2 separate regions of the Homo sapiens genome follow, and region 2 is linked to region 1. Evidence: read pairs that join two places in POLR2A ChIA-PET (ENCODE). Cell type or tissue: Panc1. All regions are shown on one strand. Links, peaks and the distances in the headings refer to the core of each region. The heading gives the core; the rest is flanking DNA. Region 1 overlaps CSRP1 (cysteine and glycine rich protein 1). Region 2 holds the start of LOC124904482 (a long non-coding RNA gene).

The links. Peaks named below come from ENCODE experiments on the same cell type or tissue, not always from the same donor. Only the 100,000 strongest peaks of a DNase experiment are listed, where the experiment ranks them.
Region 2: POLR2A ChIA-PET joins it to region 1 with 19 read pairs; 2 of 35 experiments call an interaction of 5 or more read pairs at or near these places.

What each region holds. Positions count from the first base shown.
Region 1 is chr1:201,495,960-201,504,280 of GRCh38, reverse strand. CSRP1 (cysteine and glycine rich protein 1) reads left to right here. Exons shown (of 6, transcript NM_004078.3): 2 at 7,977-8,089. The coding sequence starts at 7,978. Among named protein-coding and RNA genes, the nearest start is that of CSRP1, 7.0 kb to the left of the region's middle. In Panc1, for the core only: no CTCF peak of the experiment used is centred there; a DNase peak (open chromatin) is centred at 610; H3K4me3 peaks cover 785 bases; H3K27ac peaks cover 2,047 bases.
Region 2 is chr1:201,645,585-201,653,905 of GRCh38, reverse strand. It overlaps NAV1 (neuron navigator 1), which reads right to left. Exons shown (of 34, transcript NM_001389617.1): 5 at 4,481-5,272. LOC124904482 (a long non-coding RNA gene) reads left to right here and starts at 5,922. Exons shown (of 2, transcript XR_007066789.1): 1 at 5,922-8,321. In Panc1, for the core only: no CTCF peak of the experiment used is centred there; no DNase peak of the experiment used is centred there; H3K4me3 peaks cover 3,324 bases; H3K27ac peaks cover 306 bases; H3K27me3 peaks cover 178 bases.

The DNA.
Region 1 (8,321 bases), core at 214-8,213:
CTCTCCATTTTACAAATGGAGAAACTGAGGCTCAGAGGTAGTAAGAAACTTGCTCAGGATCACAGCTGATCAGTTGTGGAGCTGCCATTCAAACATAAGCTGACTGTTTCCAAAACGTATGCTCAGTCACTACCTTATTATTTTTCTTTGCTCCTCTACATTTCCTTTTTCCAGATCAACTCACTAAGGAAATATCTGCCATTTGTGAAACACATCAGCTTTACAAGGTGCTTTACAGTGGCTTATAAACTATTTAAGGAAGATATCTTTCACTTGGATGGATCAGGGTTAGAACTCCTGACCTCCGGGTTTTCAGTCTGTTGCATGGCCAGGTAGGAGCAGAGGGGACCCCTGAGAGTTAGTTCCCAGCCACTAATGGATATGCTTTCACCAGCTCTGCATGTTTGAGTTTCAGAGCCAGGTTTGCAGAAAGAAAACAAGCCTGGAAAAGAGCGTGCTTGAGAAAGAGAGAGCTAGCAAAACTTGAGGGGAGGGCAGAGAAGGTGAGGTGGAGGGGTCCTGGGTTCCGACTGCTGTTTCTAGTTGTCAAGAATTTATATGGTAATGACGTGCCTGTACTACGCAGCTACCCAGGAATGTGTCTGACGCCAGCACTGAGTAATTCCCATGTATGGTAAAGTGTGTAAATACGGGGGCAGCTAGCATTTCCAGACTCTGGTATTTCCAGTGCTTCCCCAGGGCCAGAAGGCAGCGTCTGAGTCTTCAGCGGTGACAACAGGGGAAGAAATGGAAGGTTAGCAGCTGGAGCTCAGCCCCAGCTAGGCAGCCAGCACCCCCTACCCCCGACTGTGTGCCTGGCTTTCTTTATGCAGGGGTGGCGTGTGTTGGTGCTTCCTGGGATGTCAGCTGCAAACGACCTGTGTTTTTAAGGCCTAAGTGCTAATGTGTTTTAACTTGTAAAAAATTAATCAAAGAAAAATCATTCAGACCATTTTGTTCAGCATGGAATAACCAACATCATTACAGATCTGGATAAAAGCAAGGAAACCCCATCTGTTAATTTGTCTATGAGGCTTTATTATAATACAGGATTTCCTGTAGAAGTTTTGAAATACTACAAAGAAGTCATCGACCTCCATTTCTACCTGTGTTGACCTTCAGACTTCTTTTTTTTGAGACAGAGTTTCGCTTTTGTCCCCCAGGCTGGAGTGCAGTGGCACGATCTTGGCTCACTGCAACCTCTGCCTCCGGGTTCAAGCAATTCTCCTGCCTCAGCCTCCCAAGTAGCTGGGATTACAGGTGTGCACCATCACACTCAGCTAATTTTTTTTTTTTTTTTGTATATTTAGTAGAGATGGGGTTTCACGCTGTTGGCCAGGCTGGTCTCAAACTCCTGACCTTAAATGATCCACCCACCTCAGCCTCCCCAAGTGCTAGGATTATAGGAATGAGCCACTGCGCCCTGCAAACTTCTGAACTCCAAGAGTAGGGAGCTCTGCTCTAGAAGGCACTGGGGGCAAGTGGGGAAAGGGAGAGACATATACCGCCCTTGTCAGCTCACAGTCTCACAAGGGCCACTGGACATGGATTTGAAAAGAGAAAGCTCATTCAATAGAGAGAAGGATTCCTGACCTAGAATGACAGTCAAGTTCTGGAGGCCCATGGGGCCTGGATTGATGGTAGCTCAGTGATGCTGGTTACCTTTTCAGAGAGGCGGGTCATGTGCACGGTTCTGAAGGAAACATGAGGTGGGACATGGAAAGCTGAGGCCAAGCCTGCCCCATCTCCATGGCAGCCATTCTCCCCCTACCCGTGACCCTGAGCTTCAGGAGAGGCTGATTTCCTGAGCTCTCAGGTGTCACTTCTAAGACTTGGCTCTGAGCCCTGACCAGCCCAGCCCCCTCCTCTCTCTGCCCTCAGCTGCTCTCTGGACACTGGGGCGTGGAGGCAAAAGCCGAGCTGCAGATTGGAAGGGATGCCAGCCCTCCTGTCCACCTGGCAGATACCAAGCAGCTCAGCTAATGCGAGGGAGCTAGATAAACATCTGACAGGTTTCTACTGGAGCAAGTGGATGGGGACTTTAACCCTGTGCCGTCAGTCACTCTTTGGCCCTAGGGAATAAATGATTTTGGAATGGGAGAGATGGGATTTTTCCACTGTAGAAATAAAGATATGGGATGGTTTTGAAGGGTTTGATAAGAAGGGGCTTGCCTTCAGACACTGGTGGCTGGCAGTTAGGGATTTTACATCTCTGCGATGGTTCCTTCAACCTGTCACCTGAGCCAGACTTTATTTATTTATTTATTTATTTATTTATTTATTTATTTTGAGACTGAGTATTGCTTTATTGCCCAGGCTGGAGTGCAGTGGCAAGATCGCTGCTCACTGCAACCTCCATCTCCTGTTTCAAGCAATTCTCATGCCTCAGCCTCCGGAGTAGCTGGGATTACAGGTGCCCGCCACCATACCCGGCTAATTTTTGTATTTTTATTAAAGATGGGGTTTCACTACATTGGCCAGGCCGGTCTCGAACTCCTGACCTCAAGTGATCCGCCTGCCTCAGCCTCCCAAAGTGCAAGGATTACAGGCGTGAGCCACCACACCCAGCCGAGCCTGACTTTCATGAGATTTGGGGTGACTGAGAGTCTGTGACCTTTTTCTTCTCCTTTTGCTGCTGCTGTAAGAGCTGCCACCTTGGCTTTCTTGTCTCAAGGCTGAGGATCTGGGTACAGTCCTAACTGGGGATCTGGGTACAGTCCTAATGGGACAGCCAGGCTAGGAAGATGCAGCAGCAGACACAGCAGGCTTCTAGCCGCCAGCCGTTTCAGGAAAACAGCTGACCAGGTGTTTCCAGCCATTCAGTAGAAAATTCAAGCTCTGTTCTCTGTTGAGATGGTCAACAGAGTGAAATGGGACATCACAGACAGCTGGGGGGAGCTAAACCCCAAAGAAGGGCAAGTAACTTGTCCCAGACTCATTCGCTGGGCTAGCAGATGAATCAGGAGTTCCTGGCCCTATTTGGCATGGTACTTCTTAAGCCTCGCTCCTTCCATATGTGGACTAGCTACATGTGGATGGCTGGCCCACATCTAGCAGTGTGGAGTCGACGTATGACTGGTCCAGTCGTGTGAGTGGTAGTCAGAGGGGCGGGCACTTACAGTGTGCTGGCCATCACTTCCATACCTCCTCATTTAATCCTTACAGCTGAATTTTAGGGAGTCCATATACGGTCCATTTTAGAGACAAGCAAATTGACACTCAGAAAGGAAAGTAACTTGCCCAAGATCATTCAGCTAGGAAGGGGTAAATCCATATTGATCGAATCCCAGCTCTTGTTTTCCTAACCATTGACCTGTACAGCCTGAACTCTGACCTTGGGAACTTCTCTTGTCCCAGCCTTCTGCAGGGCCTCTGTGCCGGAGAGCTGGGAAGGCAATTAAGAAGGAGCCAAGTGTCCCTCTAAGGCACTCCATGAACTCTGAGAAACAGGTTTCCTTTTAAGGCAATTCGGCCTCCCTACAGGCAGAATTTGGCTGTTGGAGAGAAGGGCAGAAAGGGAGGAGGTGGAGTGAAGACTGAGCCCTGCCTGTTGCCAGGGTTCCCTCCAGCTGAGCCTCTTCCCCACAGGCAGGGTCACCTGGAGGGGTCCTCTTGTGGGCAGAGGGGGACAGGACCTCATCCACAGGCACTGCCTGAAACCCTTCCTGGCTAGGGATAGAGTCATCACTTTTCATCTCAAGGCAATAGAGCCCTGTCCTTTCACTGGGCTCTTGAGGGGAGACCCCCCACCCTCGCCCTAACTAAATGACCAGGCTCAAAAGAGCAGCCTGGCTAAGAGACGTCCTGAGCAGATTTTCCTTACTGGCAGGTCCTTGGGTTTCACCCATTTCTCCGCCCATGTTCTTGATTCCCTGGGGCCCTGCTGGATGTGGGCCCCTGACACGGAGCCAGGGAAAACAAGGGGAGGCCTGTATGGAGCTGTGGGTCTCCCCCAGAGGGAGAAGGGCTTTTGTGTCTGTAACAAAACAGTGCTTGGAACTGGCTCCCAACCATGTGGCTAGGGGAATTTTCCTCCCTTAGGGGTGTTCCTAGGGGCCTGAGTATGTCCCCTGCTGGTTCAGGGGGTTGGAAAAGGAGAAGGCCGAGGAAGAGGGCCAGCACTGATGTATTGTATGCCTATCATGAGCAGCCCCTCTTAAATATGCAAGGGCCACAGCATGGTGACTGGGACCCAGAGGATTCAGAAATAGATGAGCTTGCATTAGAATCCCAGGTCTATCTCTTCCAGCTGTGTGACTATAAGCAACTTGCCTAACCGCTCTGAGCCTTGCTTGTCTTGTCTGTAAGGTGGGCATACATTCTTTATCTTCGGATGATGAGGATGAAATGAGATGATGTGGCTGGGAGCAGTGACTCATGCCTATAATCCCAGCACATTAGGAGACCGAGGCAGGCAGATCACTTGAGGTCAGGAGTTCAAGACCAGCCTGGCCAACATGGTGAAACCCTGTCTCTAATAAAAATACAAAAATTAGCCGGGTATGGTGGTGGTGGCGGGCGCCTATAATCCCAGCTACTCAGGAGGCTGAGGCATGAGAATTGCTTGAACTCAGGAGATGGAGGTTGCAGTGAGCAGAGATTGTGCCACTGCAGTCCAGTCTAGGTGACAGAGTGAGACTCCATCTTGAAAAAATAAAGAAATGGGATGATGCAGATGAGCCATCTGATGCATAGTAGGCATTCAGTCCATGGCAGTGTGGGTGCCATGGCTGAGTTCCAAGGGTCACATTGAGTCACCTTATCAGAGGGAGAAGAGAGCTTGTGTGGGTCTGTACAACTGGATACATTATTCACAAGAGCTTCCCAAGCAGACCTCCCCTCACATCTCACTGGCCAGAAATGGTCTCAGCCTGTTCCTGATCCAGCCACTGGCAAGGGAATGGAATCTCCATGGTTGGCTTAGGGGACAGAGGCTCTGTTCCTCCATCTGGGGAAGGGGCATCTCCCCAGTCATTCAATGGCCTGAATAAAATCGGGGTTTTGTAGCAAGGAAGAAGGGGGAAATGGCCGATGATCAGGCCGACCATAACACACATTGCTGATTGCTGTTCCTGTCTAACTGTCCTTCACATCGTACGGTTTTCAGCTCCAAACCTTTGCTTGACAAGGGCAGCTAGCAGTCCTCAGTACAGAAAGAGGCTGAAGGAACAGTGCAACATCAGAGGCTGGGAATGGGGACTGTCCCTGGATCTGGGGGCTCAGGCCGCATGGGTTATCTGAGGAAGACAGAGATGGGGATGTGAGCAGTTACAGAAATTCCTGCGGGGCATGTCAGCGATGTGTGGGAGCCTGAGGAAGTGCGGCTGCTCCAGAACCTGGGAAAGGGAGAACTGGGCTTATGCAGCAGGCATGGTCTACCTAGATCCCCCAGCATCACTAACACCACTTCCCCACAGTAAGCTCTGCCTCTCAGCCTGCACACGCTTACCAAGCACCTCCACTAGGAGCCAGGCTCTGCAGAGATTCACCATGCAGAGAAAATGGCCCCAGAAGCTGTGGCTTTCGATATTAGTGCATCCTTCATTCATTCCTCAGCTATTTCCTGGCCACCTATATGAACAGCCACGTGCCAAGTGCTATGCAGAGCATGGGGACAGAGTGGTGAACGTGACCTGGATCCCTTCTTGAGCTGAGGCCCGTGTCACCCTCAAATGGGAGCTCTCCAGTAATGGAGACTGTATCTCCCTCTGCCCTTGACATTGACTCTCCAGCTGCTGGTGCAAGCCCTGTTACCAGGAGGGTGGGCTCTCGTTGCCACATCCCGGTTTTCAACATTTCCATGTGACAGGTTCCGTGAGCTCTCTCCTTAGGCTCCTTTGCCTCCTGAGGCAACAGATCCCTCTGACTCCCAGCCCCTTTATTTCCCGGCACCTCCCTGTGTCCTTTACTCACCAAGTCCTGGGCAACCCCCGGCACCAAGCCTGTACCCACTGTAGGTGGTGCTTTGTATAGCCCTTCCCTCATGAACTTCTGTTGAAAGAGCTGGAAGGGTGGTCTTCCTCCTTCAGCCACGTCTGTTGAGTGAGCGAGTGAAATGGAAGGAGAGAAGCAGGCCCCATCTGTTCTCCACACTCACTAGTGTTACCTTCCGTGCTGCTCTGTGGCCACGTGGGCACTGACCTGAGGCATCACTTGGACTTCTGTGTGCTGTATATGTGCCAAGTACTGTGCCTTGCCTTTGACATATCATATCTCATTTAATCACCAGACATACTCGGTGAAGTCGCTATTTTTATCCTTTTTTTTTTTTGAGACGGAGTCTTGCTCTGTCGTCCGGGCTGGAATGCAATGGCGCGATCTCGACTCACTGCAACCTCTGCCTCCCAGGTTCAAGCGATTCTCCTGCCTCAGCCTCCTGAGTGGCTGGGATTACAGGCAGGTGCCACCACGCCCCACTAATTTTTCTATTTTTAGTAGAGACAGGTTTTCACCATGTTGGTCAGGCTGGTCTCAAACTCCCGACCTCGTGATCTGCCCACCTCAGCCTCCCAAAGTGCTGGGATTACAGGCATGACCCACTGCACCCAGCTTTTATCCTTATTTAACAGATACAGAAATCAAGGTTTGGAAAGACTGACTATCTTGCCCAAGGTCACACAGCTAATGAGTGGCAGGATCAAGATTGAGCCAAACCTGCATGGCATCAGGACGCCAGCTCTGAACCAACACCTAGAGCATCTCAAAGTTGGTCTGGGCCACCTGCTTTGTTTGCCTGGGGTGCTTGTTAAAAATTCAGATTCAAGTACCTCATTCTCTCAAGTATCTCATTCTCAGAGGTTATAATTCATTAGATGTGGGGTGGTGTTACTAAATCTGATTTTGCAAAAGCCCCTCACTCTGAAGTTTGATAACTGCCCTGTGTGCCTACCTCCTGCCTTTTTTTTTTTTTTTTTTTTTTTTTGAGACAGAGTCTTGTTCTGTTGCCCAGACTGGAGTGCAGTGGTGCTATCTTGGCTCACTGCTACCTCCGCCTCCCAAGTTCAAGTGATTCTCCTGCCTCAGCCTCCAGAGTAGCTAGGATTACAGGGGCGCACCACCACACCTGGCTAATTTTTGTATTTTTAGTAGAGATGGTGTTTCGCCACATTGGCCAGTCTGATCTGGAACTCCGGAACTCCTGACCTCAGGTGGCCTGCCCGCCTCAGCCTCCCAAAGTGCTGGGATTACAGGCGTGAGCCACCATGCCCAGCCCTGCATTTAAAAAACAAAACAAAACAAAAAAAACTTTTTTCTTGTGGTGAGCTATAGCTTATATACAAAAGTGTGCACAAAACCTACATGTACAGTTCAAAGAATAATTATAAAGTGAGCCCCCATATGACAACCACCCTGAGTTAAGAAGGAGAGCATTGCCAGGCAGTGCCTTACCAGCCTCCCTGGTCTCCCAACCCAGTCATGGTCCCTTCCCTCTCTTAGAGGTAACTCTTCTAAGGTAAAAGCTTGTGATCATCATTCCCTTGCTTTTCTGTAGTAACTTTTCCACCTATATGTCCATCCCTTGGCAATATGAGTTTAGCCCATTTGTGAATTTCCTACAAATGGACTTGCATTTTCCCAGCTCTGGTCTGTCTGCTTCTTCCACATTCTCTTTGAGATCCGTCCATGTTGACGTGTGTAGGGGTAGGCAGTCCATTTTTATTGCAGCTGGAGCCTTCTTTATAAAGCCTGCTTCTTCTGCTGATCCACATCCTTTAGAGTGCCTAGCACAGGGCTGAAAATGCAGCAGCTGCTCTGTAAAGACCTGTTGATTAGATTGGGGGGAGGAAATCCCCGAGAACGTGCGAGGCTGCTGTCGAGAGCTAGCAGAAAGTGCTCTGCCAGGCCTGGTGGCCCCCCAGGCATTCTACTTTTGTCTTTCTCTCCTCTGGATCTGGCTGTTGCATTTCTGTCGTGGACAATCTGAGATGTTTCCATCTCCCTGTAAAATTAATTCCCATTTCTGTGTCCCTTTTCAGAATGCCGAACTGGGGAGGAGGCAAGAAATGTGGGGTGTGTCAGAAGACGGTTTACTTTGCCGAAGAGGTTCAGTGCGAAGGCAACAGCTTCCATAAATCCTGCTTCCTGTGCAGTGAGTACGCCCCAGGCCCTATTGCTGTTGCCTTGGACACCCTGGACGGGCCTGCCCCCACAGGCTGGGCCTGTCAACACCCCAGGGAACTGATCCCATGGGATGTAAACAGCTTGACATTTGGCTGAAGCGCAGCTGGGCAGGGAAACACTTCAGGGCCTCTTTGTTCCGTTCAGAAGCTTCTTTCTAAGGGATGAACTGGCCAGAGCGGGTCGGGGTGGCAGGCGTTCAG
Region 2 (8,321 bases), core at 73-8,072, 150 kb before region 1:
AAGGCAGGAGGCCTCACAGCTCCAAGGTTTTGTGCCAGTGCCTTCTCTACACACATACACACAAACCTGCAGGCTGCTGCACCTTGCCACAGCCCTTCCTCCTGCCTGTGATTCCACAAGCATCCTCCATCACTACTGCTGCTGCCCAGAGGAAGGGCAGGAGTGAGCTTTGTCCTCACTCTCCTGCTAGGCCTCAGGGAATCTGAGGGTGCTGGATAAGTTTCCACATATCACCTATCTGTTCTGGGTGGCAGTTCTTTGGAGAATTCTCTACCCACCCCAGCCCCACAATGCACTGAATAAAAAGGAAAACGAAGTATTTGTGAACACATTTCTTTCTCCTGCTACTCAAAGTATCCCAGAGCACATTCACTGGAGCGACCCCCTTGCACTGCCCCTCCCCCCCAAAAAATTCACATCAATCAACTGGCTTAGAAATGAATAGCTTCCTGCCTTTCTTCCTCATTTCTACTTGGCCTGCACTTCAGAAGGCCTAACTGTTGTCATGACAACCGCTTGTGTGGGTCCAGACACCTTTGAGATGAAGAGGGACTAGGAAGTCCAGGTTCCTGGGTTCTTTTACTCCCTGACCTTGGGCAGTCTTAGCTGTCTCACTTTGCCCCCTTTTCCTGGAGGACAGAAGGAAGGAACATGAACACCTGGAGTGTCAAAAGACTAGTTTTGCTTTGAGATCCTCAGGTCCAGGGAAGATGAGGTAGGAAGATTTGGGGTGTTACTATAGTACAGACAGTCCCCGACTTGTGATTGTTCGGCTTCTGCTTTTTTGGCATTATGATCACATGAAAGTAATACATTTGGTAGAAACTATACTTCTAGTACCCATACAACCATTCTGTTTTTCACTTTTAGTATAGTATTCAATAAATTCCATGAAATATGCAACTTTATTATGAAATAGGCTTTATATTAGATGATTTTGCTTAACTGTAGGTGAATATAAGTGTTCTGAGCACGTTTAAGGTAGGCTAGGCTGAGCTGTGACGTTCGGTACGTGAGGTGTATTCAATGCATTTTTGACTTACAATATTTTCAACTTACAATGGTCTTAACGGGACATAACCCCATCATAAATTGAGGTGCATCTGTATTCTATTGCGCTGTATTAATACAGGCTCTCTTTAAGCCACTTGGAACATTTTCCAGGTCTGATCACCTTAATCTACACCCCCTTCCCATCCCTAGGGGGTAAGGATGAGCCATGGGAGGGTCTCTTCCATTCACAAATGAGGAAACTGAGTCCCAGAGGGGGTCACAGAGCTTAGGACTTCTACACAGAGAACTCAGGAATGCAGCCTCCAGCTTAGCCCCCAGACCCAGGCCAAGGGCCTTGTGGCCTTTCTTCCGGAGCCAAACTGCCTGATGTGAGTATCGGGCCAGGGTCCAGAGGCATCTAATTCCTGGAATTAGCCCATTTGCCCTCGGTACTCACTCCTCAGTCTTCCAAGTTGCTAGGGTTCCCCAGTGGGGCCCTAGTTATTTGGCAGCTTCCAAGGTTAGCGAAGGGACAGGGAGCCTGCCTAGACCATCTGGGACCCCAGCTGATTTCTGGGAAGGGGATGATCAGGTTTCAGTCCTTCCCTCTTATTACAGAAAGGCTCTGACTTGAAGCTGCCTCACTCCCACCCCCTCCCTCCGCCTCAGAAATTGATTCTTGGCAGCCTCTTGGATCTAGGATGGTACTATGGAGTGAACATAACTGGACACTGAGCCCCACTGAGGTGGGGACAAATGCCCAGTGTCTTCAATCACAATCCTGAAACATCAAGTCACCATTCTTCTCCCCAGAGGCCACCCTGCTGTACACTGAGGGCCTGTCTGATACCTGAACACCACCATCATTGGCTCTGGAAGACGAATTCCCTCTGTAGTTCCTCTCCCTCTACCCCTCCCCCAGGCAGTCTACCCTCTGCCCTTCACACAGGGAAAAGCTTAGTTTGGAGGTCACCAACTCCCCTCCTTTCCTCCCTACCACTGTTTGACACCAGGCTCTGCCTTGCTACAGCCTGAACCAACTCCCCACCCCCCAACTTTGGGTCCTCTCAGCTGGAGACAGGCAGATTTGGGAGTTTCCACCCTTCTCTCCCCACCCCAGAGAGCTAAGCCCCTCAGCCCTCTGTAGGGTCATCGAGGCAGTTCTGGTGGCCCATACCCAGTAGACATAGCCTTGGGCAGGTCCCTCTGCCTGCTGACTCTTCCTCTCTCAATCAGGTCTCCTAGGAAGAGCTGCGACTTAGTCCTCAGGAGATCAATGTGGAATCTCCCTTCCACCATGAACTCATAGATGCCTTTAAGGCCCTCAATGCTTTTGACTCTGCATTTCCCCAACTGGGAAGTGGAGGTGTTCTCTCCTCACTTCCGAGGTTACTGAAAGTGTCAGTGTGCTTTGAGAAGTGACAACTGCTAAGCAGGAATAAGGGACCACAGCTCAGCTTCTCCTCCTCTCTCGCCCTCCCTGCACCTGCCCTCCTCCCCACTCCTGCCCCTCCTCCCATCTCCCTAGCCAGCTCAGACCTGTTTGGCTCCTCTTGAGGAGCAACTAAGAGGGCTTCAATGGGCAGTCAGCTTCTGGGACAGTGTGAGGGCATCCAGGTCTGGAGAGGACCCAGACCAGCTAAGTTATCCCCAACAAGTAAAGCCTTGACCCTGAAAAGGGTTCTGTGCCTTCTGCTATTCTGTGCCCCGATACTCCCTTGCCCTCCCTCGCCAAGTCCCTCTCTCAGTCTGACACACACACACACACACACACACACACACACACACACGGTCCCTTCCTCTCTCACCCTGCTTTCAGTCCCTCAGCAGGGCTCTCTATCACATGGGCCAGTTGCATTTTGTCCATATCCCTCCTTGGTGCCTGCCATGGTGCCTGCCAAAAATTTATTAATTTTTTCCCTTATTGTCTCTCTTGCCCCATTCACTGAGGCAGGGCCTTTGACAGGCTCAGCCCCACACTGAGGACCGGGTGGCACATTCCCTTTGCAGAGTGAGGCTGCCTGGTCAGCTTCCGCACCCACCCAGCCATCCCCACCTTCAGGAGGGGCTCCCAGGGGAAAAGGCTGCTCTTCTTTTGCCCTTGTCCAGTCTCCTGATTGCCCCTGCAAAGCCCATTTGCGGCCTCCTGCGTAAGGATCGGTTCTCCAAAGGCCCAAATCCTTGCCCCTGTCAGAGGACCCTCATCCTAGCCCACACAGGAGTCGAGGGTTCCTAGGAAGACTGCAGCAGGCCGAACCGGTCTCCTCCGGCTTCGCATTCTCCAGGGCCGCCCGGCGAGCTCTTGCATGTTCCCCACCCGCCAAGCCCGTCACTCGGCCCCGCCCTTTCACACGCGCATTGGCACGCCCCTTCCCAGCCCCCAGCGGGCGGGCAGCCTGCCGGGTACCCAGGAAGCTCGGGTCCCTCGGCGCCGGAGGACCCACAACCCAGCCACCGCAACAAGTCCGCGCAGCCAAAGCAGCTCGCCTGGGCACCAGGCCCCACCGTCCTTGTTCCGTGGCCCCAAGAGGGCCCGTGCCAGTTCCCGAGGCATGGCCGCCTGGCGTCCGGCACATCCCAGATCTATTCCTCTCTGAGGGCAGGGGCTCTCCGGGGAGAGAAAGAGCAGTTCCGGGGCCCGCTTCGGGTTTTTTTGCATAGACTCTTCAGGCACGGAGAACAATGGAACAGCTCTGCGCGCTTCCTCCACTCGAGCAAGCTTTGTTCCTCCCTTCCCGCCTGCTCGGCTTCCATTAGCCACAGGGCAAAGGCTTCCCGGTCAAACAGGAGTCTCGGCGCTAACGCCCAGAGCTTTCGACACGCCCTAAAAGACCTGCGGGTGTAGGGGTTGGGGCCAGAGCCGGGGCTGAGGTATCGGACATGCGCCCAGATGCGCACAGCTGGCAGCCCGCCCGCCCCCGGCCCTAGACGCTTCTTTTAGCCAGAATCCTCACACCGCGGGGAAATCCGACTTGCGCTCCCACTCGGGATCCACAGAGGAAGTGGAGCCTCAGCTGTGTTCCGGGGCCAATCAGCCCTCACATCTGCTCTCCCACATCTGTCCTCTAGATCCGGGCTCTCGCTGGACGCTCCCCTTGCAATGCGGGATGCTCCTGTCAAGCGCAGGCCACACCACAACGGAGGTTTCCACCAGTCCCAGGTTTTGCCATATTGGGATTCTGGCTCTATTTCTGAGAGCCTGTAACCCCCTCACCCCCCATCCCATTGTCCAGCCTCACCTCGGGCAGGCCAGAGTCGAGCCCGGGTTCCCGCCTGTAATGTCTTTAAGAAGGTACACTTGAGCCATGCGCATCTGGAGGTGGGCCAGCTCAGCACATCTGGGCGCAATGCCCATCACAGCCTGATCGTGAACAGGAGGGCCCTCCGGGAAGGCGCAAGGGGAGGGGGCTTCGCTTTCCCCACACCTTCCCCAGCAGCTGGTTAGGAGAAAGCCAGGGGCGGGGCGGGGCGGGGCGGCAGGACTTACCCAGCATCTGGCTGAAGAGCAGCTGCTCCAGGTCTCCCAGCACGGTCACCACCAGCTCGGGGTCCACCTTGAGGAAGGCGCGCTCCTCCTGGCCCTTGGCAGAGGGGACAGGCCCAGAGCTCTTTTGCGCCTTGGCCTTGCTGGAGAGCAGCTCGTCGTCCGATTTGCCATCTTCGCTCACGGCCGCTTCAGGCGCCTTGCTGAGCGGCTTGACCTCCGCATAGGGTCCTCGAGGGATCCGGCTCGGCTTTCCCAGGTTGGGCGCGAGCGGAGCCAGGGGGGTCTTGGCGCCGCCCGCCGGGCTGCCCTTGGCCTGGAAGAGCGAGTGCTCCGACTTGGACAGCGTCTTGGACATCAGCGGAGCTTCACGGCCCTTGGACCCCACCTTGCCTAAGCCTTTGGGCGCCTTGGCCATATCGTCGCTCCATTCGGGCTCATAAAGCTGCAGCTTTTTCTCGGAGTCCGTGAGAAAAGAGAGGTTGGTGAGTGACTTCTGCTTGCGCAGGTTGGAGGCGGGCGGCCCGCCGGGGACACGGCTGTCCACGCTGCCGGACTTGAAGACCTTCAGCTCAGCCGCGCTGGCCTTGGCCATGCCGCCGCCGCCGCCGGGCGCCTTGGCGCGCTTGGGCAGCATGCCTCTGCCGTCCGCCGCTGCCGCCTTCCTGCCGGCGCCCCGCGGTTCGTCCGCGCCCTCGTCGCCGCCGCCGCTGCTCAGCTCCACCTCGGGCTGCACGCTCTTGACGCTGCTGCCCAGCATTCTGCCCGCGAGGAGCGCATGGACGATCCGCGCGTCTGCAGGCACGGGGGGAGGGGGCAGGGGGCGGGAGCGCAGGAGGAGGAGGCGGGGGAGGAGGAGGGGGAGAGAGAGGACGGAAGAAACCGAGGAAGAAGGGGAGAGAAGGGGGAGAGAGCGAGGGAGGAGGGAGAGAGGCAAGCCGAGGGCGCAGGGGAAAGAAACGCGAGGAAGGAAGCCGGGAAAAAGGAAAGAGCAGGGAAGCCGGGGAGCGATAGGGCGGGGTCGGAGGAAAAGGGGCGGGGCGGCGGGGAAAATACAAATTAAAATTTAAAAATCAGTCAAAGGAAGGATGGAAGCCCCGCGGCTCCTCCGGCGCCCAGCGGTGCTTTTGCTTTGGTGTCCGGATCCCAGCCCGCGGCCTGCCTGCCTGTCAGTCCCGTGGACACCGCACTGCCGGGCAGCGCCCCGGCCGCACTCAGCCAGCCAGCCAGCCCGAGTCGAGGCTGCAGGCTGCAGCTCCGAGCAGAGGAAGGAGGGAAGGGGAAGGCGGGGAGCAAACAGGAGGAGGGGAGCGAGTGTGCGCACGGGGAGGGAGGTGGGGGAGAGATAGTGTGTCTATTTCTGGCTCGGGAGGGGGAGGTATCTGCGAGCGGAGCTCCAGGGGCGGATGAGTGGGGGGTAGGGGGAAATAAAGGAAAAGCAGTTTTTCTCCCAGCTTTCCGCGTAGAAGCGGGGCGGGTTCTTGGATTCTCGGAGGGCACGGGGACCCCCTGCCGTGTCCAGGATAAAGATCTGTTGAGGAGGTGTGGAGGTGCAGGTAAAAGAGACGGAGGGAGGGCGGCTCAGAATGCGGGAGGGAAAGTGGGCCCGTGGGCCTGAGAGAGATGTCGGGAGAGGGGTGGAGGAATGGTATCCAGGGTGCTCATTCCCCTCCCCCAACCCCAAACCGTCTTTGGTTTTCCCCCAGGAAACTCCCAGTCCCGCCCTACTTCAGTCTCTGAGGCTCAAGGTTGCCCTCCTGAGCCCAGGAGGTAGGGGATGGGGGTAGGACACGGGTGGCTTGGAGAGAAGGGGCCTAGCGTTGACTGGGGAGGGGGCTGAGGGCTTTGTAGGGGAAGGAGTAACTCTTGAGATCAGGAAACTGGGTTTCTATTCCAATTAGCAATGTGACCTTGTCAAAGTCATTGAACCCCTCTGGTTCTGTTTTCTTTTATAGTGGTTATAATACCAGCTTCACAGGTAGAAGGGCTTTGGAACTGTAAAGGCCTGTGTCAAACCTAGGGAATCAAGAGGAGGCTTTGCACTGGGTCCCTTGCCTGCCAGAGTTAAGCAGAGCAGCAGAGTGCTTTTAAAAGATGTTTCCCAAGCCCTTCTTCCTTTCCTCCTAACTGGACCCAGGGGACAGGGATGAGGTGGAGGGGGAACAAGAGCCAGATGGAGTAGTCTGCAGTTTGCCTAGGACTGTACCTCAGTAGAGGGGACACTGCCCATCCTCAAATGGCCTCCCAAGTCACAGCCAGGTTGCCTGAGCAAAAGGCTCTCAGGAGAAAGTGGAGGGGAATTCTCTGAAAGCAAAGCTTGCTCCAGGAGGGGTAGGCCCAGGTGGAGCCACACTCTAGGGATTATAAAGCCCTAAGAACTTTTTGCCAGAATGTCTAACCATCAGATTATCTCCCCACCCCAAACCCAACCTCCATCTCTCTAGCTCCTTTCCTCCCTTTCTCCTAGAATCTGAAGAACGCTGTGTGTGAGTCTCATGGTTCACACACTCTCCTAACACTAATCATCACCTGCTGCCTGGTGTGAAATGTATTTGTGTCTCTATCTGTCTCCCCCGCCAGCGCAGGATCTCTCCGGGTGTAGAACTGTGTCACTCAGCACCTTGCATGGAGCAGGTGTTGCAACTCTGTTGGTTAAATGGATTTGGAGGCCTGAGCACTGTACGCTGGGTTTGTACCCTGCATGACTCTTGGGTTCTGGTGTTATCTCAGGACTCTCTGCCTTCCAGATTGAGATGCCATAAAATCTGCCGTGACAGGGATCATAGCAGAAAGGATAAGTGGCACGAGAATATAGAGTTCTCAAGCAGAGAAGTGTTTGGTAAGAAGCATGGACTCTTGGCTGTCTTGGAGACATAGAAAAAAAGGTGGCGATTCTGTCCTTGAGGAACTCTGGACTCTTGTATTTCCTGTCTGGCAGGGAATACAAGGTAGACAATACAAGACTTGGGAAAATAATAATCCTGTCCCTGTGAAAAAAGCAATGTCACACACATCAACACATTCATCTCAGGTAGACGGACATGGGTGTATATATTCCAATTATAAGAATAACAAGAGGAGTGGAGGACAGGTTTACAAGAGGATTCTGTACCATCTGCAATGCACAATGCAGATTGGCTTCAGAGGCTTATGTCGAGCATTAGGAAACTCAGGGGTGGAACTAGGGTTCGTGGTTCCAGATAGGAAATGACAAGCAGTGAAGAACTGGTTAAAGGAATGTGAGTGGTATCATGCCAGAACTTGGCCAAGGCACAGAGAGTGCCCAAAGGATGAGGCCAATCATGGGACTTTCTTTTCTGGGCACACACGAAGTACCCATGCTTATGTCCAAACATGAGGTCCCAGCTCAAGCAAGGGATCAAGCCCCATCTTTGGTGCCAAATCTTTGAGTAAGCATGACCATGCTCTTCCTACCCCATCCTTCAGGGTACTTGTAATGAAGTCACAAGCCATCACTTCTACAGTCCTCATCCTTACTCATTGGTCATTCTCTAATTTATACAAGATGCCCCTAATTCAATCACATGAGAACCACACCTTTCCTAAAAATAGCAATTTGAGAATCCGACAACACCTATTCTCTGACTTACCAGGTTACAGTTGCTCTTACTTGCTGTCTCTATATCCTCTTTCTGCATGTAAATTCATCTTCTCCTTAGCAGACAAAGGGAAATTCACTGGCTACCATCCTGGCTGAGAAAGCTTATTTTCACTGTGACACATTCCACCCAGTGTATTCTGCTGTGAGCAAAACCTGGTGCCCTCTCCCATGGTTTAATTTGGTCCCTCATCTCTGACACCCATGTCTGTAGGTTAGTCCCTC